3 separate regions of the Homo sapiens genome follow, and all the other regions are linked to region 1. The links are chromatin contacts, found by Hi-C or POLR2A ChIA-PET in ENCODE. All regions are on one chromosome and are shown on one strand. Each heading gives the region's core, a stretch centred on a gene start or an enhancer-like site at or near the end of the contact. The rest is flanking DNA. Distances are from core to core; before and after follow the strand shown. Region 1 has its middle 23 kb from the start of PHACTR2-AS1. Region 2 overlaps STX11 (syntaxin 11). Region 3 overlaps UTRN (utrophin).

Region 1 (4,394 bases), core at 1,069-3,568:
GACGGTTGAATGGATGGAAAGACAGATTAGTTAGGTAGTGTTACGGACTGAATGCTTATATCCCTTCAAAATCCAAACATTAGAACCCTATCCCCTAACATGATGGTATTATGAGGTGGAGTCTTTGGGAGGTAATAAGGATTAGATGAGGTATTGAGGGTGGAACCTTCATGAATGAAATTAGTGTCATTATAGGAGCTCACAGAGAGCTTTCTTCCTCCCTCTGCCATGTGAGGACACAGCAAGAAGATGGCCATCTATGAACCAGGAAGCAGGCCCTCGCCAAACACTGAATCTGCCAGTGTCTTGATCTTGAACTTCCAGCCTCCAGAACTGTGAGACATAATAAGAGAAATAAACTTCTCTTATTTATAAGCCAACCAGTCTATGACAGTTTGTTATAGTAGGCCAAAATAAGATAGATAGATGATACACATGATGATGATGATGAAGATAGATAGATTAATAGATGATGGATGATGAATGGATAGATGGATAGATAGATGATAGATAGATAGATAGATACATACGTACATACATACATACATAGATACAGCGGGCAAGAGAGAGTTAGATCAATCCCTGGAAACAAAAAGAGAGTGCCCTCCTTGATCACAACCAATGTATCAATGTATCAGTTCCTGGCCGCAAGGTATCATGAAGCCACACTCTCCTTCCCGGTTAATGGCTGCTCTTGTTAACAAATAGACAAACAAACCCCTTTTCCTTCATTCGAAGAAGGGAGTCTCTATTGCTAACTATAGAAATTTGTTCATTTTGTTCAAACCCTTGCTATTACTTAGTAATCCTCTCATTCATATCTGATTGGGTCCCTTCTACAAATGTCACAGTGGCTGTTTCAAAGCTCCTTTACTTTCTAGATCTCACAGTCACTGTGTTAACAGTTCCAACTGATCTGCTTGGTTAGCACATATGACCTTGTGTGGTTATATATTTTGGAGGTACGCAGTGTTACTATAAAGTAATGTGAATGACTTAGCTGTCCAAATGATTGTTATTCCCACCAAAATAATCATGCTGGGAGACAATAAATGTATTCCTACTATGTGGCCACTGTTACTGCCATTTATGGAATGCTTTTTCAAATCTTCCTCAGTGACAGTACATCTATGTCACTCAAATGTAGACATGATTTTTAGAAAGAGCTACAATTGAGGTATAGTTAGGGCAAGAGGATAAAAATATGGGTCACATATTTTAGTCACAAAACTTTTGTTGAACACTGTTTTGCCTAATAAGATTATAATGGGAATGAGTACATACTCTTCCAATATGACAACTCTAAAAGATAACACTCATTTGAAGACATAAATTCTATAACACTTACTAACCATAAGCCATATTCTTTTTTTTTTTTAGATGGGGTCACACTTTGTTACCCAGGCTGGAGTGCAGTGCCACAATCACAGCTCACTGCAGCATCGAACTGCTGGATTCAAGCAATCTTTCCACTTCAGCCTCCTGAGTAGCAAGGACTACAGGTGCGCACCAGTTCACCTGGCTAATTTTTTATTTTTTATTTTTTTTTTTTTTGAGATGGGGTCTCACTATGTTGCCCAGGCTTGTCTCAAGCTCCTGGACTCAAGCAATCCTTCTGCCTCCACCTCCCAAAATGTTGGGATTACATGTGTAAGCCACTGCGCCCAGGCTAAATCACATTCTTTATCATTATCACACCTTTCTGTCTTGTTCTCCAAACATCTGGAGTAAAAATCAAAGATTTATAATGACCAGTAGTTTGGAGAAAAGGGGTTTAATATGTTTGTTCTTGATATTTAGGCTACTTGAAGATTATTTAATAGAAATTATACCTCCAAAGAAGATATGCCAAACATTCAGGTAGGTGAAAATATACATAAAACAAAAAAGATCATAAATCAACATTGATGACCTGACTAATGACCATTAATTATTATGTCACATGCTTACAGTATGTGAGTTATGGACCCAAAATCAAAGCATTGTACCTCTGACATTCTTGCCCTAGCCACAGTCCAAAGTTCTAGAGAGAGATAACATGTTTTTTTTTTTTTTTAAGTCACAAGTTTCTTCCTGTTACGAGGGATAAGCAATAGCTACTCTTTCTCAAGACTTCACAGAGGTATCAAGAAACTGCAAAGTAAGGCATATAAATGTCAAATTTTAGCCAACAGGTCACAAAATAAGTTAGAGCTCAGAAATCTTTCTAAGGCACGCTGCTGCAACCTACTTCTCTGTGCAAATTTCAGCAAGTGTGATCAAAGATAATGAGTCACTCAGCATGGTATTTTAAAAACACTAAAGCTGCTTCAATGTTTTTTCCTGAGTTTCACTGTAACCGAAACTACACTTGTACCTTGAGACAAGATATGGTTCTTGGGCATGAATTAAACACATGATTCTAAAACTGAGTTGTTTTAGATTAAAAGAATCCACCTAAGTAATGATCACCGAAATGTGCTAGCCTGAAAACACGGCAGAACACTCCATCACGAGTAAGTCAAATTTGTTCTTTATGCTAGAAATGTGGTGTTGAATGCACCTTAAAGTAGACGACCATTGACTGGGGCCTTAAAAATACTTTTTGATAGAAAGTGATATTTATTCTGATGATCTCTTTCATAATTCAGAGTAAAACATAATGCGATTTTCCCTCTGTTGGTGGAGATAAACATGAGTTGTTTCTATGAGGGGTGATAGATATGTACTAGGGTGGGGTAGGGTAAGAAAAGAGTATGCATTTTGAAGTCATGAAGATTTGAGTCTTGGTTCTATTCCTTCCCTGCTGCCTGAGGGACTTGGGTGGATTACTCCACTCTTCTGAAACCAGGTTCCTTACCTGAAAAAAGGAGCTGATACACTGTTCTCTCACAGGGTTGCTATAGAGTGTGATCATGTGGGGAAATAATGCAGGATTGGGCTAGCATGAGTGCACTTCCTTCTGCCTTCGTTTGCCTACACTCTTGCATCCAATACCCAGCACCAACATTCCCAGGAGGCTGCAGAGTCCCCGTGGCTGGGGTTCCATCACCACTAGCCTCAGGCTGAACTGACACTTATGACTTCCTTTTCACTCTTCACTTCCATAGGTGTTGCCAAGTGAGGTTTACACACTAACCCCAAGGAAGTTCTAATGATCTCATGGGTAGCTGTATAAAAAACAAAAACAGGCCAGGAGCAGTGGCTTATGCTTGTAATCCCAGCACTTTGGGAGGCCTAGGTGGGTGGCTCACTTGAGGTCAGGAGTTCGAGACCATCCTGGCCAACATAGTGAAACCCCATCTCTACCCAAAAATACAACAATTAGCCAGGCATGATGGCACATGCCTGTAGTCCCAGCTATTCAGGAGGCTGGGGTGGGAGAATCGCTTGAACATGGGAGGCAGAGGTTGTAGTGAGCTGAGATGGCACCACTGCATTCCAGCCTGGGTGACAGAGTGAGACCTGTCTCAAAGAAAAAAAAAAAACAAAAATCTCTCATTATTTTTAAATTTTGGAAATCCCCATTTTTACCCAATCTTCTATTTACACATTTTTAAAAAATCGTTTTAGGCTAGTTTTTGATTTATAGATACTTAATGTCAAAAGAACTATTTTTAAGGTAATTCATGCATTAATTCTACAAGTATCTACTGAGCACCTAGTGTGTACCAGGCTCTCTAGTAGGTACTGAGAATGCAAAAATAAATAAAATATGCTTTCCATCTTCAATGATTTTATGGTGCAGGGAAGGAGAAAAATCCATGCATCATTTGAATGCAGCACAGTAAGCCTTACAATGGAAGCATGCGAAGGTGCCACCACTTACACAGTACTTTAAAGTTCAAAAGCACTTTTCACACATTTCAGCCTCACAATAATCCTATGAGCTATGTGTTACTGTTACTAATTATTTTCAGGTCAGATATAAGGAAACCTAGCATAGGGAGGTGACTTAAACCTAGCATAGGGAGGTGGCAGGTGTCAATCTGTCCTAAGATTACACAGATAATAACCAGATTCTGTGTATGGGGGAGAAAGGTGTGATACCTTTTCTCACCTATCGTAAGGGTCATGGCAACACTCCTGTAACACAAGACAGGTTAACAAGAGGAAAGCCTAACAAACTTCTTGAATCAAAGTTTTATTTGATATGGGAGCCTGCCCGCCTTCCTTCCTTCCCACTCCCTCCCTCCCTCCCTCCTGGAATGAAGGTCTTATGACCTACTATCACACAAGGCAGGTCAAAGAATTTCTTTACGGCTAGTTCCTACACAAAAAGGCAGGGCAAGTTTAGAGTAACATTCCTAGTTTCTACAACCCACCTCAGGGAAGAGGAATTCTAGTCTCTGTGGCCTGCATTTTGGGAGAAAGGGGAACAGAAGATAGGAGGTCAAGAGAAGGGCAAGAGAAGG
Region 2 (3,860 bases), core at 398-2,897, 620 kb before region 1:
GATGGAGGTTGCAGTGAGCCGAGATTGTGCCACTGCACTCCAGCCTAGGCAATAAGAGCAAAACTCTGTCTCAAAAAATGAAAAATAAAATAAAATAAAGCTATATAGAATCAACATCTACAGGTATTGAAAAAAATCTTAAACATCTTTTAATACCAACAGAATTTTAATTTTCCCTCATATGTGAGCTTCTAATTTGGATAAAAGAGATGCTGCATGTTTGCAGTGATACTGGTAATGTTTATCATGGGAATCAGTAGATATCTTTTTATATGTCCAAAACTGCAGAAAATTCTGTAGCTAAAGAATAATGTAATTTGTTCTCTTGTGAATAGACTATCAGTATCCATGCAGAATCATTCCCAGAAATCATGAAATGCATACAATTTTAAGTACCGTTAACTTTCACTTTTACTTATGTTGAGTATTCTTTATCATTTGATTTTAACATAATATTAAAATACCTCAATTCTATTAGCTAAAATATACACAACAGCATAGAAATAATGGCATCCATTAGCTTTATTTTATTTTTATAAACCAAGTTGGGAAGGCTTTTAACGAGATTTTAAGTAATATTCACAAGGCAGACTATGTGATTGATATTCTTATCCACATCTTTCAGGACACATGTTTGCACAGGCTACTCTGACAGGGACTTTCATGTGTTTATTCAACAAGTATTTATTGAGTATTTATGTGCCAGGCATGATATGATGAGGTCAGCTTGGTGAGCAAAACATAGGTGGTCCCAGTCCTTTTAAAGTATATTTTCTAGATAAGCAAAAAACAAAACTAACAAAAAAACTTAACATAAACCTTTTTATGAGAGAGAGAGAGACAAGGTCTTGCTCTGTTACCCAGGCTTGAGTGCAGTGGCACAATCATAGCTTTCTGCAGCCTCCATCCACTGGGCTCAAGCAATCCTCCCACCTCAGCCTCCTGGGTACTGGGACTACAAGCCATGTGCCACCACCCAGCTAATTTTTAAATTTTGGGGCCAGGCACAGTGGCTCACACCTGTAATACCAGCACTTTGGGAGGCTGAGGAGGGTGCATCACCTGAGGTCAGGAGTTCAAGACCAGCCTGGCCAACATGGAGAAACCCTGTCTCTACTAAGAAAAAAAATACAAAAATTAGCCAGGTGTGGTGGCAGGTGCCTGTTATCTCAGCTACTTGGGAGGCAGAGGCAGGGAGAATCACTTGAGCCCAGGAAGCAGAGGTTGCAGTGAGCTGAGATTGCGCCACTGCACTCCAGCCTGGATGACAGAGTAAGACTCTGTCTCAAAAAACAAAAATTAAAAAAAAAATTTTAAAAATAAAAAATTTTGTAGAGATGGTGTCTCACCATGGGCTAAGTTTTAAAATTTTTGTAGAGATGGGGTCTCGCTATGCTGCCTAAGATAGTCTCAAACTCATGGGCTCAAGCAATCCTCCTGCCTTGGCCTCCCAAAGTGCTGGAATTACAGGCATAAGCCATGACGCCTAGCCCATAAAGCATTTTTAAAAAAATAAATTAAAATGTTATAAATTTGACAGAAGGTAAGACTGATGAGATATTTTAAATGTAGACACAGTTGAAACCAAAACTGACTTACGCAACTTCCCCATTATCGACTATCTGACAGAGGTTCACAACACATTTAAAGACGGAACTATGAAGATCGTGGGAGAAATTCATCTTCAGTTTTCTATGTATTTACAATGAATTTATTAATTTCAATCACTGGTTTCAACTACGACACAAAGAATAGCTTAGTGTTTAAATAAGGATGCAGAATCGAATAAGCCTGTATGGGACTCCTAGCACTGAGCAAACTAGAATAAGACAATGAACCTCAAAAGGTATTTACACACAGTGAATGAATTCCCAACAAATGCAGGTATTTTCTTAGATAATACTTATGTTGTCACTCATGTTGGTAAACATACACACTTTCTATGAATATCAACAAGAAGATTTATAAATGATAGTTGAGTAATTTTTTACTTACTGCTCTTAGCCTGTCTTGGCCTACACAAACTCCACCATGGCAAACCACCTTATCCTGCCTTTCTTCTGGAGATGCCCTCCAACCAGAGATGTCCCTCAACCTTTCCCATCCCCTATCCAAATTCAAATTTGTCCATCAAAACATCCCATGCCTATGATCCATCCTCTATGTTTTAGGGCAGTAAACAACTGTTCTGATGAATGTATCTGCTTGTAAGTGCTAATAGCTTAATATACTGCTCCATCAAGAAAGCATATTTGCATTTTTGAAGACGCCTTCCACATTCTGGATAAAATAGCAAATTGAACATTACTTTTGCTCCCTTCCAAAACTCCACTAAAGGAACTTTCTAAAGGCATAAGCCAACTAGGATAAAGAATAAGAGAGAAGAAAACAGCAACACAATGTTGGAAATTATGAAGCAAATGGATAAATGATAATTGGTCTAGTAGATTTAAGAAAGTTAAATCCTCAGTGAACAATGGAGAAGTCCAAGAAGCAACCGAAGTTACACCATCAAATAAATTTCTAAAGACTCAGAACTCATAATAAAAGGCCGAGTATCTACGGGAAAGGGCGTGATGGTGGGGTAATAACAAGTTGGGTTTGGTCAGAAGCTTTTTAAAGAAGTGGGAGGGCCCTCCATCCTCTGTTCCACCCTGGCAGAAGAGTAGACAGATGACAGATTAGACTCTGAACAGGGTAAAAGAGAATCTAGAGTGCGGTAGAGGTAGCCAACTGAAAAGAGGAGGATTCAGTGAATATTTTTACATGGAATGTTGCACCTTCAAACCCTCCTCCTTCACCTACTTACCAGCACACTGAGCTATATCTTACAGGCAGAAAAATAGAAGATCTTTTTCTATAAAGAGAAAGAAAGAAAAAAGAGTTGAAAAAATAACAGAGTAAAGATAAGGAGCTTAGAGGTCCAGCCCCTTACATTCAAATTCCAAATAATAGGAATTTCAGAGAGAAAACATCCTACGAATGAAAATATGTATTGTGTTTGTGCTGCTGTTAACAGTGGTGGGTGCACGTATCTAGATGTCAACAGAAATACAAACTATCCATAGCACTTGAAGTTCCAGCAAAAGGCAGTTAATAACTTAAGAAATTTTCCGGCCGGGTGCGGTGGCTCATGCCTATAATCCCAGCACTTCGGGAGGCTGAGGTGGGTGGATCACCTGAGGTCAGGAGTTTGAGACCAGCCTGATCAACATGGTGAAAGCTCGTCTCTACTAAAAATACAAAAATTAGCTGGACGTGGTGGCGGGCGCCTGTAATCCTAGCTACTAGGGAGGCTGAGGCATGAGAATTGCTTGAACCTGGGAGGCGGGGGTTGCAGTGAGCTGAGATCATGCCACTGCACTCCAGCGTGGGCGACAGTGAGACTTTGTCTCAAAGGAGAAAAAAAGAAAATTTCCAATTAAAGAATCCAAAAATATGCTGACTAAACAGGATTTTCCTCCACTAACTGTTAATGTTTTCAGATGAAGTGACACTATTATAATTTTGATTCCTTAAGGAATACGTTTCATCCTCTAACGAGTTTACTTTCAAAAAGAGAAAATACTCCATTCTGCCATCATTGCTTCTTATTTAAAAATTCAAATTCTTCATGAAAATATAATAAATGGAGCTCATTTACAGTTAATTAAGTATTCAACTGGATTTACCGTGGCTAAAATCATTACCTACACTTCAGCAATGAACCAAGTTCAACCTATACAAAATGAAAAGTGCAAGAACAGATGTCTAGAATTATTTCTTTACCATTCATATGCTCCTTTTATATAATATTTATGGTAAAAGCAAGACAAAAAATGAGAACATGAATCAAGTTATACTTGAGATAAACCAAGGAA
Region 3 (3,983 bases), core at 872-3,371, 800 kb before region 1:
TATTATTGTTAGCATCTAGTGAAAATGATGATACAGCTGGATAAAGATAGAGATCGATAGATAGATAGATGATAGATAGATAGATAGATAGATAGATAGATGATACATAGATAGACAGAGAGATAGTGATAGAGATAGAGATCTATTTTTTTTTTAAACAGAGTCTCGCCCTGATGCCCGGGCTGAAGTGCAGTGGCGCAATCTCAGCTCACTGCAACCCCCGCCTCCCGGGTTCAAGCGATTCTCTTGCCTCAGCCTCCCAAGTAGCTGGGATTTCAGGCACCCACCACCACACCCAGCTAATTTTTGTATTTTTAGTAGAGACGATGTTTCACCACATTGGCCAGGCTCCTGGCCTGAACTCCTGACCTCAGGTGATCTGCCCGCCTCGGGCTCCCAAAGTGCTGGGATTACAAGCATGAGCCATTGTGCCTGGCTGAAAATATTATTTTTAACATTAAATTTAATGTCCTTATTTCTAACAAGATGACTAAAGAGCCTACACTATGGACACACACAAAAAAATCAGTTCAATAGCAACTGATGAGAGGAGAATCTAGGCCCTTGTGAAATTGGAAATCATGTACACATTGGTTTTCTATTTTTATTAAAATAACATGCACTGAAATACATTTTAATTTTAAAAATGCTATTTTCCTAAAGCCTTTTGATTGGTCATAGGGCAGGAAAGAATGTTATCTAAATGAACCAGAACTCAACCAGCACAGCATTTAAATATATTTAACACTGTAGCTACTCATTTAAAAGCCTGCTTTTTTATTTTATTTTTTTTTTTTTTGAGACAGAGTTTTGCTCTTTCACCCAGGCTGGAGTGCAATGGTGTGATCTTGGCTCACTGCAACCTCCACCTCCCAGGTTCAAGTGATTCTCCTGCCTCAGCCTCCCAAGTAGCTGGGATTACAGGCACGTGCCACCACGCCCGACTAATTTTTGTATTTTTAGTAGAGACAAGGTTTTACCATGTTGGCCAGGCTGGTCTAGAACTCCTGACCTCAGGTGATCCGCCTGCCTTGGCCTCCTAAAGTGCTGGGATTACAGGCGTGAGCCACCGCCCCCGGCCAAAGCCTGCTTATTATTTAAAGGTTTGTTTGTACTTTTCTTCTAGCTGTCTTCTGATTTCAATCATTAAGGTTACCCTAGACCCTTTGTAGCAAGACCCTTTGATGAAGACTAGCTGACCACAGAGACTCTTAATGGTGGGGAAAGAGAGAGGATTTAGTGACAATCAAAGGAAATCTTCGAAAGGCCACAAGCCTGCAATTGCTGCCCCTATGCAGGTTTTTGAGACAAGGTATCCCTCTGTTGTCCAAACTGGAATGCAGCGGCATGATCGTGGCTCACTAGTCTCAAACTCCTAGGTTCAAGCTATCCTCCCACCTCAGTCTCCTAAGTAGCTGGGACCACAGGCACATGCCACCATGCCTGGCTGATTTTTAAATTTTTTGTAGAGATGGAATCTCCCTGTGTTGCCCAGAGTGGTCTCGAACTCCAGGCCTCAAGTGATCCTCATGCCGCAGCCTCCCAAAGTGCTTGGATTACAGGTATGAGCCATTGTGCCTGGCCCGCGTGGAGTTTTAATTCAGGTCCCTGAGAGGTATTTTGATGTTGTGTTGGGATCACATGGTTATTTAAGAAAGAAGTAACAGTTAATGATGAGAATTGTAGCACACCAGTCTCCTATGCCACTTGTTCAAGAAACCCAATTCACTAAGAAAATATGGGCTGCTCCAATCATTTTGGTTTGAATTTGCTCTGCAGAGACAACGCTACAACCCCTTACCACCTCATTCACTGAAGCTAAGAAGGAAAACATTAAGAGGGAAAGAGTAATTCCACAAGAAAGGAAAACATTGAAAAAGAAAACCAACCAGTCTCAAAGTTTTTTCATAGTGACAACATTCATGCATGATATGTATGATCGAATAAAACACATCACTTGGGGTTTTTCCCCTCCAAAAGCTCATACAACCAGTACACACATGTATACATTAAACAAGATATGAACATCTAAACTGATCAGAAAAACTAAGTCACCCCGGAAGTAAACTTCAGCGAGAGAAAAGTGCACGACACTTTCCCTGCATGAAGTTATGCATATGCATGTCTCATAGACAAGCCTGCACTGAAACAGAAACCCCAGCACTCATACTGTCCCCCAAAGTACAAACGTTTTATTCTCCCCTTTCTCAGGTCAAAACTAAATATTTCAAGAAGTAAAATGCCTTTTTAGCCAACAGAGTAAATCAAATACAATATGGGATGAGGTCTACCAATACTCAACACCACAAAGGAGGCTTCTTCTCTAGATGGCAGTAAACAGCACAGAGTAAGCTATTTTGAAAATACAGGGAGGTAAAGTGAAGCATATTTGCTACCACAAATATAGGGATCCTGGAAGGCTTCTTCCAAAGAAACTAATAACTCTGGTGAATTATCACTTCCTGAAGAGAAGTGTGAAGCAGACAGCGTTGGTCTCTACTCTTGAGGGTCCACAACAGACGTGGCAGCAGGAAAGACAGGCTGTCTGTTCCCGTCACCAGCCTGGTCCTAAGCTTTGTTACTTAACAAAACTGAATGAAAGAACCCTGTCTTCATAGACGTTTCTTAAGAAAACCTCACTGGCTGGGAGTCGTGCAAGTTGACAAACTTACCTGGTAATCGCTTGCAAGCCTGGAGAGCTACATGCCCTGGCAAATCCAATCTGCACTTTTTCCAATGAAACGTGGTGGCTGCCAGGCCGCTCATCACCTACATCTGCTTAGATGATGAGGAAAAAGATGTGGAGGAAGTGGACAACAAAAGCAGCCTTCGAACTGCACACTGGGATGTCCTGTGTTATTTTGGGTTTTTTTTTTTTTTTTTTTTGGTGGCTTTTATTTTTCCCATGAGAGGATCTGACTAAACCTAACCCCACCTCCTCTAAACACCAGAGAGGAAGTTACACTTTGTAGTCAGTGAAAACTCCTTAGGCAGGTTTTTTGTTTTTTTAATAGTCACAACTAAGGGCCTCTATTCATGTTCCTATGACAGAGATTATAACTTTGCTTCCTGTTTTGACAGTATCAGCTGGGAAGGGGCACTCCACCCACCTCCCTACCCACTGCGTAGATAAATAAAGATGTTAGAAGGCGTTTGCCCTGGGTATACAACTGGCCTTAGGAGTTTCGTTACATATTAACTATACTTCAAAGAATAAATTGGACTTATTATTTCACTATAGTAGTTATACACACCTTGGGGAAGTAAAACTGAAAAGGATTTCTTCTTCATCCCTTAGAATTCGCTACTAGGGAAAAAATAAACTTAACCATATGCAGCTATAAGAGAAGAGGCCACCATTTAGACAAATTTTTCCAGCCTATTCTCTTTTGTGGTCACCTTGCTCTCTTTATTATCATTATTTTTTTTTCACTCGTCACCCAGGCTGGAGTGCAATGGCATGATCTCAGCTCACTGCAACCTCCGCCTCCTGGGTTCAAGTCATTCTTGTGCCTCAGCCTCCCAAGTAGCTGGGATTACAGGTGCCCACCACCATGCCCGGCTATTGTGTGTGTGTGTGTGTGTGTGTGTGTGTGTGTGTGTGTGTGTGTGTTTAGTAGAGACGGGATTTCACCATGTTGGTCAGGCTGGTCTCGAACTCCTGCTGTCACTTCTGCATGTGTCCACCACATACATGCAAAAAGCAAGGAAAATCATTATTCATATGATCACATCTACTTTCTAGTCCTTCTCTCATTCTTTTTCTTGCTTGTTGTGAAATAGAAATCTTCTACTTATTAGCAAAGACTTTTCATAGAATATGTATCTTTGTCAGGATACACACAGGTTTGAATTCAAAGGTGTCTCTCATCCTGCTACTGTACTATGATACAGAAAAGAGAAACTAACAGTACCTCCCCTATGCTCCTCCTCCTCATCTCTGCATTTTCCTTAGACTAGTAGCTGTATGACTCTGGCAAAAT

The links. Hi-C counts contacts between places; a loop is a spot of excess contacts on that map. ChIA-PET counts read pairs that join two places held with the same protein, here RNA polymerase II (POLR2A). Pooled maps may share reads with other maps.
Region 2: POLR2A ChIA-PET joins it to region 1 with 11 read pairs in activated CD4-positive, alpha-beta T cell. The contact joins two enhancer-like sites. A Hi-C loop is called at or near these places in 1 of 168 maps with a recorded cell type or tissue (naive thymus-derived CD4-positive, alpha-beta T cell) and 10 of 50 pooled maps. POLR2A ChIA-PET finds 5 or more read pairs at or near these places in 1 of 52 experiments (activated CD4-positive, alpha-beta T cell).
Region 3: a loop to region 1 is called in a map of naive thymus-derived CD4-positive, alpha-beta T cell, with 2.2 times the contacts of the local background. The contact joins two enhancer-like sites. A Hi-C loop is called at or near these places in 1 of 168 maps with a recorded cell type or tissue (naive thymus-derived CD4-positive, alpha-beta T cell), 1 of 37 single-sample maps with no recorded cell type and 7 of 50 pooled maps. POLR2A ChIA-PET finds 5 or more read pairs at or near these places in 1 of 52 experiments (naive thymus-derived CD8-positive, alpha-beta T cell).

The regions. Positions count from the first base shown.
Region 1 is chr6:143,544,020-143,548,413 of GRCh38, reverse strand. It overlaps a transcript of PHACTR2 not described here. Among named protein-coding and RNA genes, the nearest start is that of PHACTR2-AS1, 23 kb to the left of the region's middle. Within about 2 kb of position 2,318, at least 3 of the 41 ENCODE cell types and tissues checked have a DNase peak (open chromatin) inside an H3K27ac peak, as active enhancers do.
Region 2 is chr6:144,160,923-144,164,782 of GRCh38, reverse strand. All of the region lies in intron 1 of STX11 (syntaxin 11), which reads right to left. Among named protein-coding and RNA genes, the nearest start is that of STX11, 12 kb to the right of the region's middle. Within about 2 kb of position 1,647, at least 3 of the 41 ENCODE cell types and tissues checked have a DNase peak (open chromatin) inside an H3K27ac peak, as active enhancers do.
Region 3 is chr6:144,342,994-144,346,976 of GRCh38, reverse strand. The region is part of intron 2 of UTRN (utrophin); the gene reads right to left. Among named protein-coding and RNA genes, the nearest start is that of UTRN, 60 kb to the right of the region's middle. RefSeq lists enhancers at 942-1,442, 1,443-1,943. Within about 2 kb of position 2,121, at least 18 of the 41 ENCODE cell types and tissues checked have a DNase peak (open chromatin) inside an H3K27ac peak, as active enhancers do.